2 separate regions of the Homo sapiens genome follow, and region 2 is linked to region 1. A link is a loop called in an ENCODE intact Hi-C map of the cell type or tissue named here. Cell type or tissue: heart right ventricle. All regions are shown on one strand. Links, peaks and the distances in the headings refer to the core of each region. The heading gives the core; the rest is flanking DNA. Region 1 has its middle 8.7 kb from the start of GTF3C6. Region 2 has its middle 52 kb from the start of SLC22A16.

Region 1 (2,919 bases), core at 299-2,798:
ATCATGCCACTGCAGTCCAGCCTGGCGACAGAGCGAGATTCCGTCTCAAAAAAGAAAGAAAGAAAATTAGGAAACTTATCTGACTTACTACACTCTATTGTCTTTTCTGGGAAAGCAGGTAGAGATGCCAACCTCTGCATCAGGCTAGTTAAGAGTCAACAGAATGAGATTGAGCATCCAGCCTTAATAGAGTTGAAGAGGAGTTAAAGAGCTAGGGAGCTGCACACCTGATTAAACTGGGTCAGCCACATCATTCTATGGTAAGACTTTAATGACATTAGGATCAATAACCCTTGTTCTGTAAACACATCTATTGCTATGTTCTTCATCTCTTTCTGCTTTGTTTTTCACTGTATTTCCTGGGGTGTGAACTGCAACCACAAACTTTGATATTTAAGAAAAACCGTGTTTCCTTATTTTCCTTAAATTAAGCTTGACTCTGAGCCCCTGTCACATCAAGCTGGCAGGAAAATTTAATCTCAATTTCCTCTCCTTTACACTCCCAGATCAGGCATAGTATTTGAAGAGGCCTCTCCAGTCTTTAATCCATATTGGTTACTACTGAGATTCCCATGGTTCTTGAAGCCACACAGACCCTTCAATTTCAGGCACTATGTTTCAGTAAAGCATGGGAATCCCTGCTGTTTGGAAACCCTGAAGTTTAGAGCAGGCCTTTCTGAGGCTAGCCTCTTAGGTCTTGGCACTACTTCAGGACACTGCTGGGAGAGAAGAGACACACCAGTCCTTTCCCAGCCTAAGGAAATCTCCATCTCCTCCTGTAGTTTTTATTTTTTGTTTTAGATACAGGGTCTTGCTCTGTTGCCCAGGCTGTAGTGCAGTGGGGTGATCACAGCTCACTGGAACTCCTGGGCTCAAGCAATCCTTCTGTCTCAGGCTCCTTAGTAGCTGGGACTACAGGCATGCATCACCATGCCTGGCTAATTCTTCAGTTTTTTTTTTTTAATATTTATTTATTTATTTATTTATTTAGAGACAGAGTCTTGCTCTGTTACCCAGGCTGGAGTGCAATGGCACAATCTCAACTCACTGCAACCTCTGCCTCCTGGGTTCAAGTGATTCTCCTACCTCAGCCCCCCAAGTAGCTGGGATTACAGGCATCAGCCAATAGGCCTGGCTAATTTTTTGTATTTTTAGTGGAGATGGCGTTTCACCATGTTGTCCAGGCTGGTCTCGAACGCCTGACCTCAAGTGATCCACCTGCCTCAGCCTCCCAAAGTGCTGGTATTATAGGCATGAACCACCACACCCAGCCAGCTTTCCATTCTTTTAAACATCACAGATAAAGAAATACAAACTGCCTACCTGCCTGCTTGGAAGGGATAAAGGGGGAGAATGTAGGGTATTAGTGTCTCCATAAATTACCCTGCCATATCAGTAAAAGCCTTTGAATCGCTTCAACCAGGGAGTTGGAGGTGGCAGTGAGCTGAGATTGTACCACTGCACTCCAGCCTGGCGACAAAGTGAGATTCCGTCTCAAAAAAAAAAAAAAAGAATCATGAAAAATTTCAGAAATATGATTTCTGAAAAATCAAGTGTTGTGCTCTATATTTAAAAGCCTGCCACTAGGAGGAGACAAATGAATTAAAAATTGTTTAACCTGTTCTTTTAGAACACATTTTCTTTTTTTTATTTGTTTTTGAATTTTTTTTTTTTTAGAGACAGGAGGTCGCTTTGTCCCCCAGGCTAGAGTGCAGAAACGCTATCATAATTCACTGCAGCCTTGATATCCAGGGCTTAAGCGATCTTCCCACCTCAGCCTCCACAGTATCTGGGACTACAGGCTCATGCCACCATGCCCGGCTAATTTAAAAAATTTTTTTGTAGAGATGGAGTCTCACTATGCTGCCCAAGCTGGTCTTGAGCTCCTGAGATCCAGCAATCCTCCTGCCTCAGCCTCCCAAAGCACTGGGATTACAACTGTGTGCCACCTCACTTTGTCTTAAAAATCAACATTTTACACTTACGTAGTAGTTTATATTCCATTTAAGGACAATACGAGCTTTTAAAAATGTATCTTATTCTGTTTTAGATTGAAAACTAAATGTTAATCGACTGGTTCTCAAACTTCAGCTGTATCAGAATCAGCTGGAGGGCTAATTAAAATGCAGACTGCTCAAGCCCCACCCCCAGAGTTTCTGATTCAGCAGGTTTGATATAGGAGAGGACAGAAAATATGCCTTTTTTTTTTTTTTTTTTGAGACAGGGTCTCACTCTGTCACCCAGGCTGGAGTGCAGTGGTGCGATCTCTACTCACTGCAACCTCCATTCCCTGGGTTCAAGTGATCCTCCCACCTCAGCCTCCTGAGTAGCCATGCATCACCATGCCTGGCTATTTTTTTTGTATTTTTAGTAGAGACATGTTGCCCAGGCTTGTCTCCTGAGCCCAAGCAATCCGCCGGCGTCAACCTCCCAAAGTGCTGGGATTACAGGCGTGAGCCACTGCGCTCGGCCGAACATACGCCTTTCTAACAAGGTCTCAGGTGATTCTGATGCCCTGGTCTAAGGAACACGCTTTGAGAACCACTGTGCTAGATGACAGTAGACGTCAACACCACCTGCCAACAATCAGATTCAATTAAATATTGAGAACACACTAAGTAAAGTATTCCAGTTTGCTAGAAAGTAATGTAGTGTTAGAAATAAGACTGGAATTACCGTCTTTGAAGGCCTTGAATTCAAAAGAAAGCACTTGGCTGGCGTGGTGGTTCACGTCTGTAATCCCAGCACTTTGGGAGGTTGTGGCAGCGGATCACCTGAGGTCAGGAGTTCTAGACCAGCCTTGACCAACATGGTGAAACCCTGTCTCTACTAAAAATACAAAATTAGCTGGGCGGGGTGGTGCATACCTGTAATCCCAGCTATTTGGGAAGCTGAGGCAGGAGAATCGCTTGAATCTGG
Region 2 (2,919 bases), core at 98-2,597, 420 kb after region 1:
CCACCCTCTTGCCTACAGGGGGCTGCTTCTCTTGTGTGGCACATTTGCTTTCACTATTAATAACTGTATAGTTATTTTGCCATCCTATTCTAGTTGTGGACCAGTTGGAGCGGGGCATAGACATAATGCGTGAAGAAGGATGCTGACCCACAGCTATTCTTCCAGAAAAAGGCAGGCACCCCCAAAGTACAAGGGGAAGGGCACTTCCCCTTAGCCAGGTGGAGGCTGGCATGGAACATAAAGTCTTAGTTGAAATGGATATGGCAACCACAAGGAAACATGTGACTTTGCAAAGAGAGACAGATGGACAGTGACTCAGACAACTGTACCATACCAGAAGCACACCAGCTTCCTGAGCACAGAAACATCCATCTCCAGCCCAGCGATAGAAATGTTTGTAAAACAGTGTAACAAGATTCTGCCCAGTTTCCCACTAGGTGTCCGGGGAAATGGGTGGCTGGAGGATAAAGAGGAGGAGGAGGAGGAAACAGGCGCGTTCTGGCCAGTAATTCTCTCAAACGGGATGAGTATTGTTGCCAGCAGGACTTCTCAAAGGAAGGTATCTTAGTTCAGGCTGTCATAACAAAATGCCATAGACTAGGGGGCTTACAAACAACAGAAATTTATTTCTCACAGTTCTGGAGGCTGGTACCCCCAAGATCAAGGTGCCAGCTGGTTCGGTGTGTGGTTAGGGCCTTGATCCTCATAGATGGCCAAATTCTCACTGTAACCTCACAAGGCGGAAGGGGTGAGGGGTCTCTTGGGGCCTGTTTTATGGGGACACTAATCCCATTCATGAGGGCTTTTTACGACCTAACAACCTCCCAACGGCTCTGCCTCTTAATACCGTCATTTTGAGGGTTAGGATTTCAATATACGAATTTGAGGGGGACACAAATATTCAGGTCATAGCAGAGAGTGACTTCCATTTGTCAATGAAACCAGACTGTGTACGTATCACTCTTGCCATCCATACCATGGTTTGCATGTGATGTTGGGCAACAGGTTTATTTGGCTACATTCATGCCCACATCCACTAGACATGCACACTCTTCCCAAGGAGAGGGAAAAAAAAGCTAGAAACTGGTTATGTAACAATCATTAGTTTTATAGCTGAGTAAGTTATGAATAATAGTGCTTTCAGCGATTTCATTACCAATCTGCCCCCAGGAGCAAGATGAAGCTGATAAAATATTTATGGGCTAGTAAATTTTTTCTACTAATTTGCAAGGCTATAATAAAATCCATGAACTTGATGGCCTGCAGGAAACATAACAAGAACTAGGAATGTAGAGTAATTTGGAGCTAGAAAGCCTCTTAAGGCCCTACAGGAAATGACTCCCAGAAAGCAGATGAATCACAGTATTTTAAACAGAAAATAATGATGTTATGTTTGTACTTAACCAGTTATAGCCTGAGAACAATTTTCCACAAGGAAATTGTGGAAATTTCCTGCTCTCCATTATTTTTGCCTTAAGAAATAAAATTAATTCAAGTATATAAAAAACAATATTCAAATAAAAACAATTACTGGAACACAGTGTATCCTGTAATGAATATGAACTTTTAGGATTGTAATTGTTAAGAAACTACAGTATACACAGTCACATTGTGCCCTCTTGTGGCAGAAATATTGTTGTGCTCCGAGGACACGCCCTGGTGTATTTTATTCAGTAATTAATCAGGTTTGTTTGGGGGAAGTCAGTTCAAGTGAAAAGATGGTTTGCAGAAGGTAGTTGGCAAAGAGTTGTTTCTGGGGCACTCTAGAGGGTGCACACCTGGAAGGGGCCGTTCTTAGCCAGGGGAGCAGCTGTCAAAAGGTTTCCTGATGTTTTAACACATGCTAAGAAATACCCATCACAGAATGCTGCTTCAATTGTCTGTCTAATGTTACACTTGCTCATTTAAAATATTTTATTACTAGTTATCCTCATCTATAAATAACAGTAATTGCTATTATTTAGTGAAACAGGCAGTTGATGCACAGTATCTCATTTAATCTCAAAACTATAAGGTAATATAAGGAAACTGAAGATCGCAGATATTAACTAATGCTGTAGTTTACCTAACTAGTAAATGGAAGAGCTGGGATTTGATTTAACTTCCCATGTTTCCATAAGCCTATGCACTTTCCATTCTGCCAAGCTGACTCTCTAGACAAATATTTCCTGAATACTGAATACATGTGAGACTCTGTTGCTGGGTCCCCTGGAATTGACAAGGTGTAAGTAATATACTCCTATCCTTCAGGAACTTATGGCGTAAATAGGGAAATAAAAACATACACGCAAAAGAAACTGCCATACGAGGCAGCATACAAGGAATATCCATGTAGAACTTTTTTTTTTTTTTTTTTTTTGAGACGGAGTCTCGCTCTGTTGCCCAGGCTGGAGTGCAGTGGAGCGATCTTGGCTCACTGCAAGGTCCGCCTCCCGGATTCACGCCATTCTCCTGCCTCAGCCTACCGAGTAGCTGGGACTACAGGGGCCCGCCACCACGCCCAGCTAGTTTTTTGTATTTTTAAGTAGAGATGGGGTTTCACCATGTTAGCCAGGATGGTCTCGATCTCCTGACCTCGTGATCCACCCGTCTCGGCCTCCCAAAGTGCTGGGATTACAGGCATGAGCCACCGCGCCCGGCCATGTAGAACTATTTTTTAAACAAATACACAAAAGATCTGTATAGTCATGTACACTTCTCCCCTTCAGAGCAGTAGAGCTATATACTTTCTGCAGTTACTCTCCTATTGCTTTTGGATTTGAGTGTGAGCAGGACTTGTGGCTTGCTTCTAAGCCATAGAATACGGCAAAGCTGTTGGGATGTGTGTGATTATGTGTGAATACATGATTATGTTACATAAGATATTAGTACCCATCTTGCTGGGGTCTCTTTCTCTCTGGCTTTGAGGAAGCAAGTGAT

The links. Hi-C counts contacts between places; a loop is a spot of excess contacts. Peaks named below come from ENCODE experiments on the same cell type or tissue, not always from the same donor. Only the 100,000 strongest peaks of a DNase experiment are listed, where the experiment ranks them.
Region 2: it touches region 1 in a loop (9-fold over the local background); 92 of 110 quality-filtered maps call a loop at or near these places.

What each region holds. Positions count from the first base shown.
Region 1 is chr6:110,948,554-110,951,472 of GRCh38, reverse strand. No RefSeq gene overlaps it. Among named protein-coding and RNA genes, the nearest start is that of GTF3C6, 8.7 kb to the left of the region's middle. RefSeq lists a silencer at 1,253-1,547. In heart right ventricle, for the core only: a CTCF peak has its summit at 1,575 (motif pointing right); no DNase peak of the experiment used is centred there.
Region 2 is chr6:110,526,951-110,529,869 of GRCh38, reverse strand. No RefSeq gene overlaps it. Among named protein-coding and RNA genes, the nearest start is that of SLC22A16, 52 kb to the right of the region's middle. In heart right ventricle, for the core only: a CTCF peak has its summit at 1,621 (motif pointing left); a DNase peak (open chromatin) is centred at 1,635; H3K27ac peaks cover 1,789 bases.